Linked DNA regions of Homo sapiens: all the other regions are linked to region 1. A link is a contact called in ENCODE Hi-C or POLR2A ChIA-PET data. All regions are on one chromosome and are shown on one strand. The core of a region is the stretch at or near the end of the contact, and the rest is flanking DNA. Distances in the headings are between cores, read along the strand shown.

Region 1 (3,048 bases), core at 383-2,882:
TTGGTTGGTTCAGGCAAGCTCTGAAAGTCCACAGTTAAACATAGGTGTAGGTTTCCCCAGAACTCAGAGTACATCTGTGACCTCTAGCCAGCAAAGGGCCGCTTGGCTCTGTTATAAACGTAGGCCCAGTTAGCAGCTCAGGATCTATCTTGAAGGATTGGCTCTTTCAGGTGCACATTTGTTCACAAAAGCATGGTTGGCTTCTTCACACAAGGACAGGTTTCTTCACAGAGAATCAGTTACACACTCCTGAGCATATTTAACTCCCACAGCCCATTAAGTAGATGATAATATTCTTATTTTACAAATAAGGAAACTGAGACTCGGAATAAATAAATTGTTGCAGTTCACGCATTTGCACCGAGATTCAGCCCCAGGCCTGCCTTCTCCCACTCCTGTGCCCCTTCCACCCACTGCCTGGCCCCCACCCTGCTGTTTCCTGCTGGGTGTGCCGGGAGCACTGACCTGGGGCTCTGGGGACAGGACTCGGTTTTATAAAGTGCTGGGAGAAGTAGGAGAATTCAGAGGGAAATGGGATCTGATGCTTGGATTATGGGAGAAGCAAGATAAAAGGATGCTAAAGGCAGGAGAAGCAATGGGAGAATGTCTGCCTGGTGTCCCGTGGTCCCTGTGCAGCTGCTCCTCTCTATTGTTTCTGTGAAGGGATCATGCAAGGTACTTTCCAGCCACTGTTTTAGACTTTTGTTTTTGATGAGCTGGAACAGCAGCAGGTAGGTAGGTGGTGGGGGCCCTCTTTTTCACTTTTCTTTCTCTCTTTCCTTGTCGTGAGCTCAGGGGCCATAAGCCACCCGTTCAACAGCCAAAGGATGAAGCAGATCTTGGCAATGTTACCATTTCTGTAACTACTGGAGGCTTGCTGCCCTTTGACAGACTGGAGTGGAGCGCTTCAGGGGAAAAGCAGTACCCACCAACACCGTGGCATCTCTGCTCAACGCTGACCATCACGTTGAATTTCTGTTTATGTCTGTAGTAAGATAATCAGCTGGAAAGCAGATTGCTATTGAGAGGGTTTTCTGGTTTTCTTAGTAGGTCAAAAACCAAATTAGATGACCCACATCATAGGCCCGGATCAGTTTAGAAAAATCCCTCCAGTCCTTCAGTGGCATCCTTAGCAGGAGGTTCTGACTTGGAGGAAATGGACAGCCTGCATTTTCTGGAACTGAGAGGTTGCAGGAGGAAGGGAAAGAGAGGGAGATCAAGGATGACAAAATCTGGGATTTCAGTTTATCCCTTCTCTGAGGACAGAAACAGCTCTCAAGCAGGAAGAGAGAGGCTTTAGAAATACCCAGATCAGTGAGCCTGGGAACCTTGATTGTCCACTTTTCTGGGCAGAGGAAGGGGAAGTTTCTGGTCCCAGAGAATTCCAGCTCAGCACCACACCCAAAACAGTGCAAGTGGATGACAGTTAAACCCAAGGCGGGGCTGTAGGGTGCAGGGGCCTGCATGTCGCACCCTGGAGTCCTGACAGTTTCCCCGAGCCACATGAAGGGCACACAGCCATACTGAGATGCCTTGGCACACAGAGATCTCAGACGGCTTCAAACAAGCCTTAGTGTGAATCAGTCATCAAAACCAGAAAACACTTTCCGGGTCCTCAGACTCCACCGTGGTCTGCAGTGCATCACCCCAAAAGGCCAGAGGAGGCCAGTCACACCTCAGAGGGCAACAGTGCAGGAAGCGGCCCAACCCAGCCGCTTTGTTGCACAGACTGGCATGTCAATACAGGATACAAACTGGGCCTCACTGTCTGCTCTGCCATGAGTTTTCCTAAGCCACACCTCTCCTCTCTAACTAGGGTGAACAAACATCACCTGCTCTACTGGCATAATTATTAATAGTGCCCTCTTTCTCTCTCAAACACATCTCGGATTGATCTGACCTGAGTGGTTAAAAAATAAATATTATAGAATAAGATGCATGCTGTAATTCCAAGTAATAATGAGAAAAAGCTCACCTATGTGTGCAAGGTTCCTCTATGCAGGGAGCATATTTGGAAGGACACTGCTAACCACGGTTACCTGAGGATGGTTTGGGGACACGGACAGCACTGCATTATTTTTACACGCATTGCATTCTAAACCAGGCACTTGTTTCTAAAAATGAAAAAAAAGTGCCCGTCTTGGAAGATGATTTGTGATGGTCACTCTATCCAGAGCACAGGCCTCACCTTGCCATGGAGCCGGAGAGGGCAATCAAATCCGAACATCTGCACGTCTCTGCTAAGGGGCTGAGTGTTTGTTTTAAGCTGGAGTAGTTTCTATCATTGCAAACAGACTAAGTTTACCAGCTCATGCTAAACACAGTTCAGTTTGTTTTTCCTGTTACCCCAGTGGGCACAGGTTCATGAGGAAAATTAGAACAGATGCAGAGTCAACATCTGTGCCCATCTGGGGGCAGTGTGAGTGGTTTTGTGAACATGCTGTAGTTGAATTCTGACTTTTGAGAGGTTGATTACTCATTTCTTTCAGTAGACAGAAATCATAGTATTTGTTTGCTGGAGCATGAGCTGCTTTATTTCTATTTTCAGAGTTTCACTTTGGGTCCACAGTGGGGCCTATAACCAATGCTGGAGGTTCTCAGCCAAAGAGAGTGCAGCGGCGCATGGCTGTCCTGCAGATGGTGACAGGTGGGGACTCTGCCCCTTCACTCTTGGAGGTCAGGCAGGGCTAAATGGCTGCAGTCCCCTAAGCAGTCAGTCCTTTTTTTAAAAAGTAAGAACAATGGCCTGTATTTGTTAAACTTTTTTTTTTTTTTTTTTTGGTAACACAAGAAAGGATCATTGTGATGCTGAGCCTCCAGTGCCACCAGACTCAGGGTTCCGGGTAGGCAGGGTCACAGCTGGGCACCCCGTTGTGCTGCTCCAGGACTGGCCCCGTGTCCTGGCCTTGGGGTTGAGTCTCGGGGTTGGCTGCATGCGTTGGTGTGATTTCAGGGCATACACACGGAACGTGCTGCCCAGGTGCTGGGCCCAGGGAAGCCACGTGTCTCAGCCCTGAAGAGTTGTCCTGGCGTTGTGCACAACCTGGC
Region 2 (3,048 bases), core at 183-2,682, 1.2 Mb after region 1:
GGGGTAGTATTTGCATAGCTTCTATGTGTATCCTGCTGTATACTTTAAATCATCTCTCGATTACTTGTAATACCTTATACAATGTAAATGCTATGTAAATGGCTGTTATACTGTTCAAAATTTGCATTTAAAAATTGTGGTACTGTTATTTTTAAAAATTTTCCCCCCTGAATATTTTCCATCTGTGGTTGGTTGAATCCAAGGATGCGGAACTCCCAGATACCGAGGGCTGACTGCATATCGTTTTAGTGTGTGTCCAAAAAACTCAACAATTCTTACTTAGCATTCAGAGAAGCAACGGAGCGTAGCGTGGTGGTGAAGACAGGCAGTCCGGAGCCGCCCTGCTGAATGCCCGCTCCATTCCTCGCTGCCTGTGTGACCTTAGGGAGTTAACCTCTCTGTGCCCGTTTCCTTATCTGCAAAATGGGGATCGTGGTAGCACCCACCTCGTAAAAGTGTTGTGAGAATTAAACAGTTGATCCATTACGTGCTTAGAACAGCACTGGCACAAAGCGCGAGTGCCGTGGTGGCTGCTGTCCGTGTCATCACGGCCGTGGGAAGCACGCCAGGTGAGCAGGTGGCACAGGCCAGATGCTGCCGCCTGTGTATAGTTAAAGGAGCCTTTTACGGTCTGGCGATTTTACCTGTGTCACTGCAGCCACTTTCCTTCACCCCCTCCGAAGAATTTAGGATCTTGGACGCTGAAAGGAGAACGGAGTCAACTTCATCCTCTTCCCGGTGCTGCTTTTCTGTAACAGAACCGTCCGGGGCTGTTCTGTCGCGGGTCGTGGCGTGGCGGGGCTGAAGGTGGGGGCGGGGCAGAGGGATGGGGCGGGGCAGGGCTAACGGCTGGGGCGGGGCGGAGGGAATTAGGAGGGGGCGGGGCTGAAGGCTGGGGCGGGGGGGCGGGGAGGGCGGGGAGGGCGGGGCGGAGGGAATTAGGAGGGGGCGGGTTTGAAGGCTGGGGCGGGGCGCAGGGATGGGATGGGGCGGAGAGACTGGGCGGGACCTGTGGGGGCAGAGGAATGGGGCGGGGTCAAGGCTGAAGGCTGGGGCGGGGCGGAGGGATGGGGCGGAGGGACGGCATCAGGCCGGGCCTGGGGCGGGGCGCGGCGCTTTCCGCAAGCGGCCACCCGAGGGCGCGCTGGGCGGGCGGCGGCGGCAGACCACGTAGCCAGCCTGTAAGCCACAGCGGACGCAGGGGGCCGCAGCGGGTGCTCAGCCCTAGGGCCGAGCGGGAGATGTGCGGCGAGTGCAGAAGGGCGGACCCGGGATGTCCCGGGTTTTCGAGCGGGGAGCCGCCTGCTGAATGCCCTTCTGCTGCCCTCCGTTCCCGCGGCTCCCCTAGGAGCCCCGCCCCGTCCAACTCTTACCCGGGCTCATCGCCGCGGCTCATCTCTCTCGCAACCGCCGCCGCACGCACCCGCTCCGCCGCCCCGCGCAGGGCATCCTGTCGCCAGGTAACCGGGTGGCCGGGGCGCCGGCCCCACCCCCACCCTCGGCGGCGCGCGCTCGGCTGGGGTCCCTGGTGGGGTCCCGGTGGGTCCCTCCTCACTCCGGACGCTTCCCCGAGAGCTTCCCTGGGAACCTGGCCTGGGACAGCCCACCTGGGCGCCTCCCCGCACACGCGCGCGGCTGTCCGGGACGGGCTTGCTCACACTCGGACTCGCTGCGGTACCCGCCGGACCAAAGCGGTGCGGAGAAAGGGACCGCCCGGGGACGGACACACGCCTGAGAGCTTTCCCTTTGCCTTTCCACATCTCCACTTCATCGCTGTTGTTTTTTTTTTTTAATTCTTAGTCCTCTCATTTCAGCGCATCCCTCAGAGGAGTTTCAGCATTTGGGGATTTGAACGGCCCATGACCAATATTGTGAAAGGACTTTTGTTTGCTGCAATGAAAAGAAGACTCCTATTTTTCAATAATGAATTAACCTAAACATGTATTAAAATATGCTCATGAAAGCTGTGGGAAGCGACGGTGGGCTTCCTTTGTCTAAGCATGTTAATTTTTACGCACCTGGTGTATCACGTGCAGGATTGATGTTGCGTTCACGGGAAACCTGACCTCCTTTAACCAAGGACTGGGTGCGTGCCCCCAGCTAATCCTCCTGCCCATCAGAAAATGGTGCTCTTTAAAGTTTTAAACGAGTATATATTATTTATTTTGTAGTAAACCATCACACATAGAAAATTAAAATTCAAAATCACAATCACCAGGATATCATAATTTGCTATATAATAACATATAATATATAATAAGTAATACATGATGGCTTGCTTTCATTGAAATGAAACTTCTTATGATAGTTTCAGTGCTTACTTCCTCTAATTTGTTTCTTATAGAAATGGGCTCTAGTGCACGCGCCTGTAATCTCAGCTACTCAGGAGGCTGAGGCAGGAGAATCGCTTGAACCCAGGAGGCGGAGGTTGCAGTGAGCCGAGATGGCGCCACTGTGCTCCAGCCTGGGCAACAGAGCCAGACTCCGTCTCAAAAAAACAAAAAAAAACAAACAAAAAAAAAAAAAAGAAAAGAAATGGGCTCTAGGTCCGGCATGATGGCTCACACCTGTAATCCCAGCACTTTGGGAGGCCGAGGCGGGTGGATCACCTGAGGTCAGGAGTCCGAGACCAGCCTGACCAACATGGTGAAACCTTGTCTCTACTAAAAATACCAAAATTAGCCAGGTATGGTGGAGTACATTCGTAATCCCAGCTACTCGGGAGGCTGAGGCAGGAGAATCACTTGAACCCAGGAGGCAGAGGCTGCAGTGAGTCGACATAGTGCAACTGCACTCCAGCCTGGGCCACAGAGCGACACTCTGTCTCAAAAAAAAAAAAAAAAAAAAGAAAGAAAGAAAGAAAAAAATGGGCTCTAGAAGATTTGACTTTCTTGTGGCATTGTAGACAATTTTAATAAATTATAATTTTGAGAATTTATGGTCTGCATTGCTGATTGATATTGATGATTCAGGAGATAGAAATTATTTAGGCAGATAGGGCAAAAGAGTCTTCAGCAGAACTTCTAACAAAAAACAGCTCAAGAAATC
Region 3 (3,048 bases), core at 295-2,794, 1.1 Mb after region 1:
GCTTGTAGAAAGAAGCCATCATAATAATAACAAGAGTGAGGCGTGACAAAAAGAGAGTGAGATTTTACTATCCATGCTAGCAAGGGGAGGAGTGGGCAAAATTCTTTCTAAAACTTTCCACCCTCAGCCAGGCATGTTGGCTCACGCCTGTAATCCCAGCACTTTGGAAGGCCGAAGTGGGCGGGTCCCTTGAGGTCAGGAGTTCGAGACCAGCCAGGCCAACATGGTGAAACCCCCATCTCTACTAAAAATACAAAAAATTAGTTGGGTGTGGTGGTGCACGCTTGTAGTCTCAGTTTCTCAAGAGGCTGAGGCAAAAGAATCACTTGAACCTGGGAGGCGGAGGTTGCAGTGAGTCAGGATCATATCACTCCACTCCAGCCTTGGCAACAGAGCAGGATTCCATTCCAAAAAATAAAAATAAAAATTTCCAGCCTTCAACTGTGGAGGGAACCCAGGGGATTTTAAAGAGAGGGTTTGGAATGCAGAAGAGGCAGCAGGTCTAGGGAGTGTCAGATGGTGTGATCTGCCCTGATGGCTCGTCTTGAATTATTGTTCCATCTGGTGAAGCATCCGGCGCCACTGTGGCCAGAGGTGTCTGGTCCGTATCAGGATCTGGCCCTTGAAGCTTCTAAGGAAATAGATGACCAGATAAGGAGCGTGGTGTGCGCTTAACAAGCATGTGGGTAAATCAGTGTGCATAAAGCATGGGAGCACGGGATGGGGAAAGAAAGGGAGTGGAGGTTCACAGCAGATGCCCAGGCTGTATTTCAGAATGAAAGGAAACACATACGCAGCCTGTCTCAAAGTTACATCTTGAGATTAAGGAGGAAGGAGGAAGGAAAACAAAGTTTGAAAACACGGTTTGAAGCCACGCTGCTCCTTTACAAAACCTCATGGGCACCTCTCAGACTCCTCTTCTATGAATGAAATGTGTCTCTTTTCTTTAACCTTGTCTCCAGAGTGATTTTTTAACCTGTTTTCATCACTACATACTATAATTTCTTCAACTGCTTTTTAAGGATAGTGACCCAAACTGAATGTCATGCATGCTACATTTCTCAGATGGCCTTTGGTCACCTTAGCACTGTGGAAAGCAAAAATTTGTCTCAGTATAACAATGAATTTTCCCCAGAGTTGTTGAGTAAAATTGATACTACAGAAAAATGTGTTGTTTTCTCTGTGGAAAAACTATTGTGAAACCAAAGTTTGTATCAAAACAGGAGGAAAAAGAGTTGAGGGAAAATTTTGAAATGAAATGTCTTTGGAAGGTAGAATTTACTTAGACAATCAAAACAATTAGATGGAAGCATTAAAAGAAACAAACATGAAAGTCCATGCCCGTCCTCTTTGTCATCTTTCCTCGTCTGTGGACTGATGGCTGGGCTATTCTCTTACCCCTGCCCTTTCCTACGGTGTGAGTTTTCCTGTTGTGAGAACCCTTCCTGTCGACAGCTGTGACAGGAAGTACCTTTTTGGGTACTTAGTGATTTTAGTCTTCCCTTCCAACTCTCACTGCCTGTTTCATTTCTCTGAAATTTCACAGAGCTGTTGTAAGCATGAAATAACACATGCTATGCTTCTAGCACAGTGTCTGGTAGAAGGGAGGACTTAATCCACAAAGGGTGCGCTCTTCGTACTATGAATATATTTTGTTAATATACTTACAATCTACAGTTTGCCACTGAGAGGCAGTAATAAGGCCAGGAGTGGTGACTCATGCCTGTAATTCCAGCACTTTGGGAGGCTGAGGCAGGAGGATCGCTTGTATCCAGGAGTTTGAGACTGGCCTGGACAACATAGACTTCGCCTCTACAAAAAATTTAAAAATTAGCCAGGCATGGTGGTGCATGCTTGTAGTCCCAGCTACTTGGGAGGCTGAAGTGGGAGAATCGCTTGAGCCTGGGAGATCAAGGCTGCCATGAGCCATGATCACGCCACTGCACTCAGCCTGGGTGGCAGACTGAGACCCTGTTTCAAAAAAAAAAAGGAAAGAAATGCAGTAATAGAGCTACAACCCAAGTTTTCTTTGTTCCCATTGTTTTCTTTTCTTTTTATTTTTTTTTGACTGGGTCTCACTCTGTCTCCCAGGCCCAAGTGCAGTGGTGCAACATCAGCTCACTGCAGCCTCCACCTCCTGGGTTCAAACGATTCTCCTGCCTCAGCCTCCCCAGTAGCTGGGATTACAAGCATGTGCCATCACGCCAGGCTAATTTTTTGTATTTTTAGTAGAGGCAGGGTTTCACCATGTTGATCAGGCTGGTCTTGAACTCCTGACCTCATGTGATCCAGCTTCCTTGGCCTCCCAAAGTGTTGGGATTACAGGCGTGAGCCACCACGCCCGGCCATTTTCTATTGTTAACTTTAGCTTTTTACAGAGATGTTAAAAACACAACACCTTCTAGTTGAAAAACTTTCTGTGAGCCAGGTTTCCATTTGTCACATCATGTGCCACCCTGCGTGGTGTGCAGATCCCTCGTACCAGCCTGGCCTTGTGACTTCCCAGCTCCCGGGGATCTGTAGGTTTGGGGATGTGCTTTAGTTTTTTCCATCAAAGTTTCCGTTCCTCCCAATTCTTCGAGCCTCATTAAGATGGGTAGGTTTTCACCTCAGAGGAACAAGTACAGGAGGAGGATATTTGTTTTGTTCTAATTGTTATTCTAAATCTTTTTTAAGATTAAAATGTAATTTCAAAATACTAACATTTCATTTTTTCCCCCCACAGTGCGTCCCTTCTTTAAAAAAAGTCCAGTTGCCTTCTCTTAGCAAGCTGCCTTTCAAATCTATAGATCAAAAGTTTATGGAAAAGTCGAAGAATCAATTAAATAAGTTTTTACAGGTAAGCAAGTGAAAAATGTGGGATATGAGAGAAAAAATTAGTTATTTAGGGTTAAACTGTCATCATTCTACGAGCTTGGTAGTTTGCTTTTTGTTCTCACAAGCCATGCTAGATGCTAAAAAAATATCTTGGGTGTTTTTTTTAATTAAAGGAAAATACACATATAAAAATACACGTAAGTGTATAACTGTCTCCGTTTCACAAACTGA
Region 4 (3,048 bases), core at 353-2,852, 1.0 Mb after region 1:
ATTACAGGCATGCGCCACCATGCCCGGCTAATTTAGTGTTTTTAGTAGAGAAGGGGTTTCTCCATGTTGATCAGACTGGTCTCCAACTCCCAGCCTCATGTGATCTGCCTGCCCCAGCCTCCCAAAGTGCTGGAATTACAGGCGTGAGCCACCACACCGGGCCTAAATTTTTTTTTATAGAGACAGAGTCTTGCTGTGTTGCCCAAGCTGGTTTTAAACTCCTGGCCTCAAGCCATCCTCCCACTTCAGCCCTGCACAGTGCTGGTATTACAGGCATGAGCCACCACATCCAGCCTAAAACTTTTATTTGAATATACAAGAAAGATTCAACAGCTGGTTAGTCTGTCAGTGCACATACAGTTGATTGGAGAACCAGCATTTTCTAGGGAGGAAGTCTCTATTCCATATGTCGATTGCCTGCATTTCACGAGAAGACCTGAGCATCCTGGGCAGAGGAGAGAAGAGAGCCCATGTTGAGGAGTGAGGGAAGGGGAAGGAGGGTGCGGCCTTGTCCTCTGTTTGCTCTAACCTTCTTGTTAGAGGAGCAGGTTGTACCTCTGTATCAGCACTGCTAAGTGGGGCCAGGTGGAGGGTAGGAGGTGGCAGTTTTGCTCCCCAGGGGACATGTGACAATAGTCTGGAGACATTTTTGGTTGTCGTCTTTGGGGGAAGGGATGCTACTGGCATCTAGTGGTAGAGGCTAGGCATGCTGCTAAACATCCTGCAGTACACAGGACAGCCCCCCACAGCTGAGAACTACCCTGTCCAAAATGTCAGTAGTGCTGAGGTTGAGAAACCCTGCCCTGTATTATCCATTAAATCCCTCAGTGAGTCTGCTGAGGATGCTGCCATTATGATATGCCCTGGAACATGATAGCATGTTATGAGGGAAGGAAAATATTCTACTGTTGGTGTTTTTCTTTTTTTATACCTGAAAAGCACAGTGGTGCCATTTTAATCCAGTTGTACTATTTCTGGAGTCATGAGTTTGCACTTTAAGTTACTTTGCTCTCTGCTGCCTCATTAGAAATAGCATCTAACAGTTGTCGTTAGATGTTGCTGTTTTTGTTTTACTGCAAGCCACTTCACTTGCTTAAGGAAGAATTATATCATGGGCAGGGGATTTATAGCGAAAAGCATTTCTGTGATGTTATTCGTAAGTCTGTTGTAATGTCTTTGTAGCCAAAAGGGTTTACCTAATGTCTAATATAAATGTCTTTTTCACCAAATGAACCCAAATTCACCCATTTCCTTTTGCTCTGATCTCAGTAGAACCTAGACTATCTAGACGGAAAAACAGTAAATATTTGAACTAATTGCTTTGGAATATTATAGGTTAGTGCGAAAGTAATCACTTTTTTTGCCATTAAAAGTAATGGCGAAACCCGTGATTACTTTTGCACTAACCTAACATCATGTGTGTGTTCATCTTGGCACCAGTTTAAAGACACACTGCCATCCGGTGTTTCACTGGCCACTTCTTTTTAAAGCTAGATTAAATGTTGTGTGATTAACCCAGTTTCTAACAATGCACAGTGTTACTACTTAACACTCTATAGAGAAACAGCCACATAACTCTGGCATGAGCTGGGTCACGGGGTGTTGTCACACACCCACTCGCCTATACTTTTCTTGATGTGAATATTTCTTGGATGAATGGGTTTTAAGGCCACAAAGAAATGTATTCATCTGCATCACTGGATTTACAAGGATTTTTGCATGCCAGCAGCATGGGATGCATGAGCTCCACGTTAGTCATTTAGCTCTGAATGTGGCATTCGCTTTCTGAGGCAAAAATAAACAGAACCATCTAAGCAACAAGCTGCTGTTGCATTTGTTAGCAACAAGCTTTGTGATCAGACAATGGCATTGTATGGCCCATTATCAAACAGAACGCATTCACGTGAGCAAGCCACATTTAAGCGGAGCACCAAAACATTCTTCCCAGCCTTGCAGCTGGGTTTTAGGGAAGGGTTATTCTCTTTCTTACTTCTCTTTGGAATTTTCTTCTAGGTTTTGTCCTTTTAGAAAGGCGTTTTAAGCTCTCTTTGGGTAAAAAGAATGTAATGGTTGGTAAATGGGTGTCAGTTTTCTCCTATATTTCTCTCTCTTTATTAACATGTTTTAACCCCAAATTAAAATTGAGGTCTAGGTTTGTTTTATAAATAAGAGGCAACTTTAGTCCCAGAATTTTTAGATTAACTTAAACATTATACACAAACTATGAAGTTTAAGGATATATATTTTAAAAGTAAAAGTTTTCTTGAAAAATTAGGTCTTCCAAGCTTGCATTTCCTTAGGTACACTCACAAAACATCTTAGTTTGCAATAGACTAATTTTGGGGCAAACTACATTTACCTTCATCCTCCCACAAAGGAGTCTCTGAAATACTATTTTTTTCCTGTTGAGATAAATGCTAAATTAGTGAGTTCTTTAGGCAGGTCCTGACTGTTGGCCAAGTATAACACAAGTTCAGAAACCATTATTGAAGTAAATGAAAATGGGATGAAAAGATGTCTGATAATACCTGACAGATCATCTTGAACAAGTCCATGTATTGACCTGAGGCCTGCCTGTGGCCCTTTGTGTTAAGTACCGGAAAAGCTGCTTCTGATAAAAACGTATTATGGTGCTGTGTCTAAGTTTTTTCAGCTAATTTTGCAGCCTCCCTGAGTGCTATGTTATACATTTGACTAATTGGGACCTGAGATGGGTAATGACCATCCTAGGGAACCGGATGGAGGTCTCCAGCTGGGAGGATGTGCAAACCATTACTTAGACTGCACTCGTGGGAACCAAGAGACAAAACACAAATGCTCTTTTATCATTGGTAGTTTCATATCTAAGCGAGGTATGTGCTGACTCACCTCCAGAGAGTGTGCTCTCACCTGTCCAGATATGTAGTTCCCATGCCTAGGGAGGAGCATTCTGTTTCTCTAGCGGTCCTCTGGGCCCTGAGCATTCCTGGCAGTCCTGCTGAGCTCTCTTTGCATGAGAGATTCCACACTTGCCCCTTTACCTCAGGCCTCTGATCACTCAGTCTTTTA

Evidence for each region. A loop is a pair of places that touch in the nucleus more often than their neighbours do. ChIA-PET counts read pairs that join two places held with the same protein, here RNA polymerase II (POLR2A). Pooled maps may share reads with other maps.
Region 2: a map with no recorded cell type shows a loop between it and region 1 (5-fold over the local background). The contact joins the promoter of CCDC110 here to the enhancer-like site in region 1. A Hi-C loop is called at or near these places in 1 of 37 single-sample maps with no recorded cell type and 2 of 50 pooled maps. POLR2A ChIA-PET finds 5 or more read pairs at or near these places in 1 of 52 experiments (OCI-LY7).
Region 3: a pooled map shows a loop between it and region 1 (4-fold over the local background). The contact joins two enhancer-like sites. A Hi-C loop is called at or near these places in 7 of 37 single-sample maps with no recorded cell type and 2 of 50 pooled maps.
Region 4: a loop to region 1 is called in a map with no recorded cell type, with 11 times the contacts of the local background. The contact joins two enhancer-like sites. A Hi-C loop is called at or near these places in 11 of 37 single-sample maps with no recorded cell type and 5 of 50 pooled maps.

What each region holds. Positions count from the first base shown.
Region 1 is chr4:184,280,884-184,283,931 of GRCh38, forward strand. All of the region lies in intron 1 of LOC105377582 (a long non-coding RNA gene), which reads right to left. Among named protein-coding and RNA genes, the nearest start is that of MYL12BP2, 32 kb to the right of the region's middle. RefSeq lists enhancers at 583-712, 753-822, 843-992, 1,943-1,992, 2,393-2,652 and 2 more. Within about 2 kb of position 1,633, at least 15 of the 41 ENCODE cell types and tissues checked have a DNase peak (open chromatin) inside an H3K27ac peak, as active enhancers do; they include OCI-LY7, where a contact is called at or near this core.
Region 2 is chr4:185,470,301-185,473,348 of GRCh38, forward strand. CCDC110 (coiled-coil domain containing 110) reads right to left here and starts at 1,433. Exons shown (of 7, transcript NM_152775.4): 1 at 1,374-1,433; 2 at 645-749. The coding sequence starts at 1,383. It overlaps LOC105377590 (a long non-coding RNA gene), which reads left to right and starts at 1,131. Exons shown (of 2, transcript NR_133944.1): 1 at 1,131-1,460; 2 at 1,815-1,963. RefSeq lists a silencer at 1,018-1,647.
Region 3 is chr4:185,343,812-185,346,859 of GRCh38, forward strand. SNX25 (sorting nexin 25) reads left to right here. Exons shown (of 19, transcript NM_001378034.2): 13 at 2,726-2,839. Among named protein-coding and RNA genes, the nearest start is that of LRP2BP, 51 kb to the right of the region's middle. Within about 2 kb of position 1,545, at least 3 of the 41 ENCODE cell types and tissues checked have a DNase peak (open chromatin) inside an H3K27ac peak, as active enhancers do.
Region 4 is chr4:185,304,494-185,307,541 of GRCh38, forward strand. The region is part of intron 6 of SNX25 (sorting nexin 25); the gene reads left to right. Among named protein-coding and RNA genes, the nearest start is that of LRP2BP, 90 kb to the right of the region's middle. RefSeq lists enhancers at 308-497, 1,533-1,592, 1,678-2,178 and a silencer at 1,702-1,996. Within about 2 kb of position 1,603, at least 11 of the 41 ENCODE cell types and tissues checked have a DNase peak (open chromatin) inside an H3K27ac peak, as active enhancers do.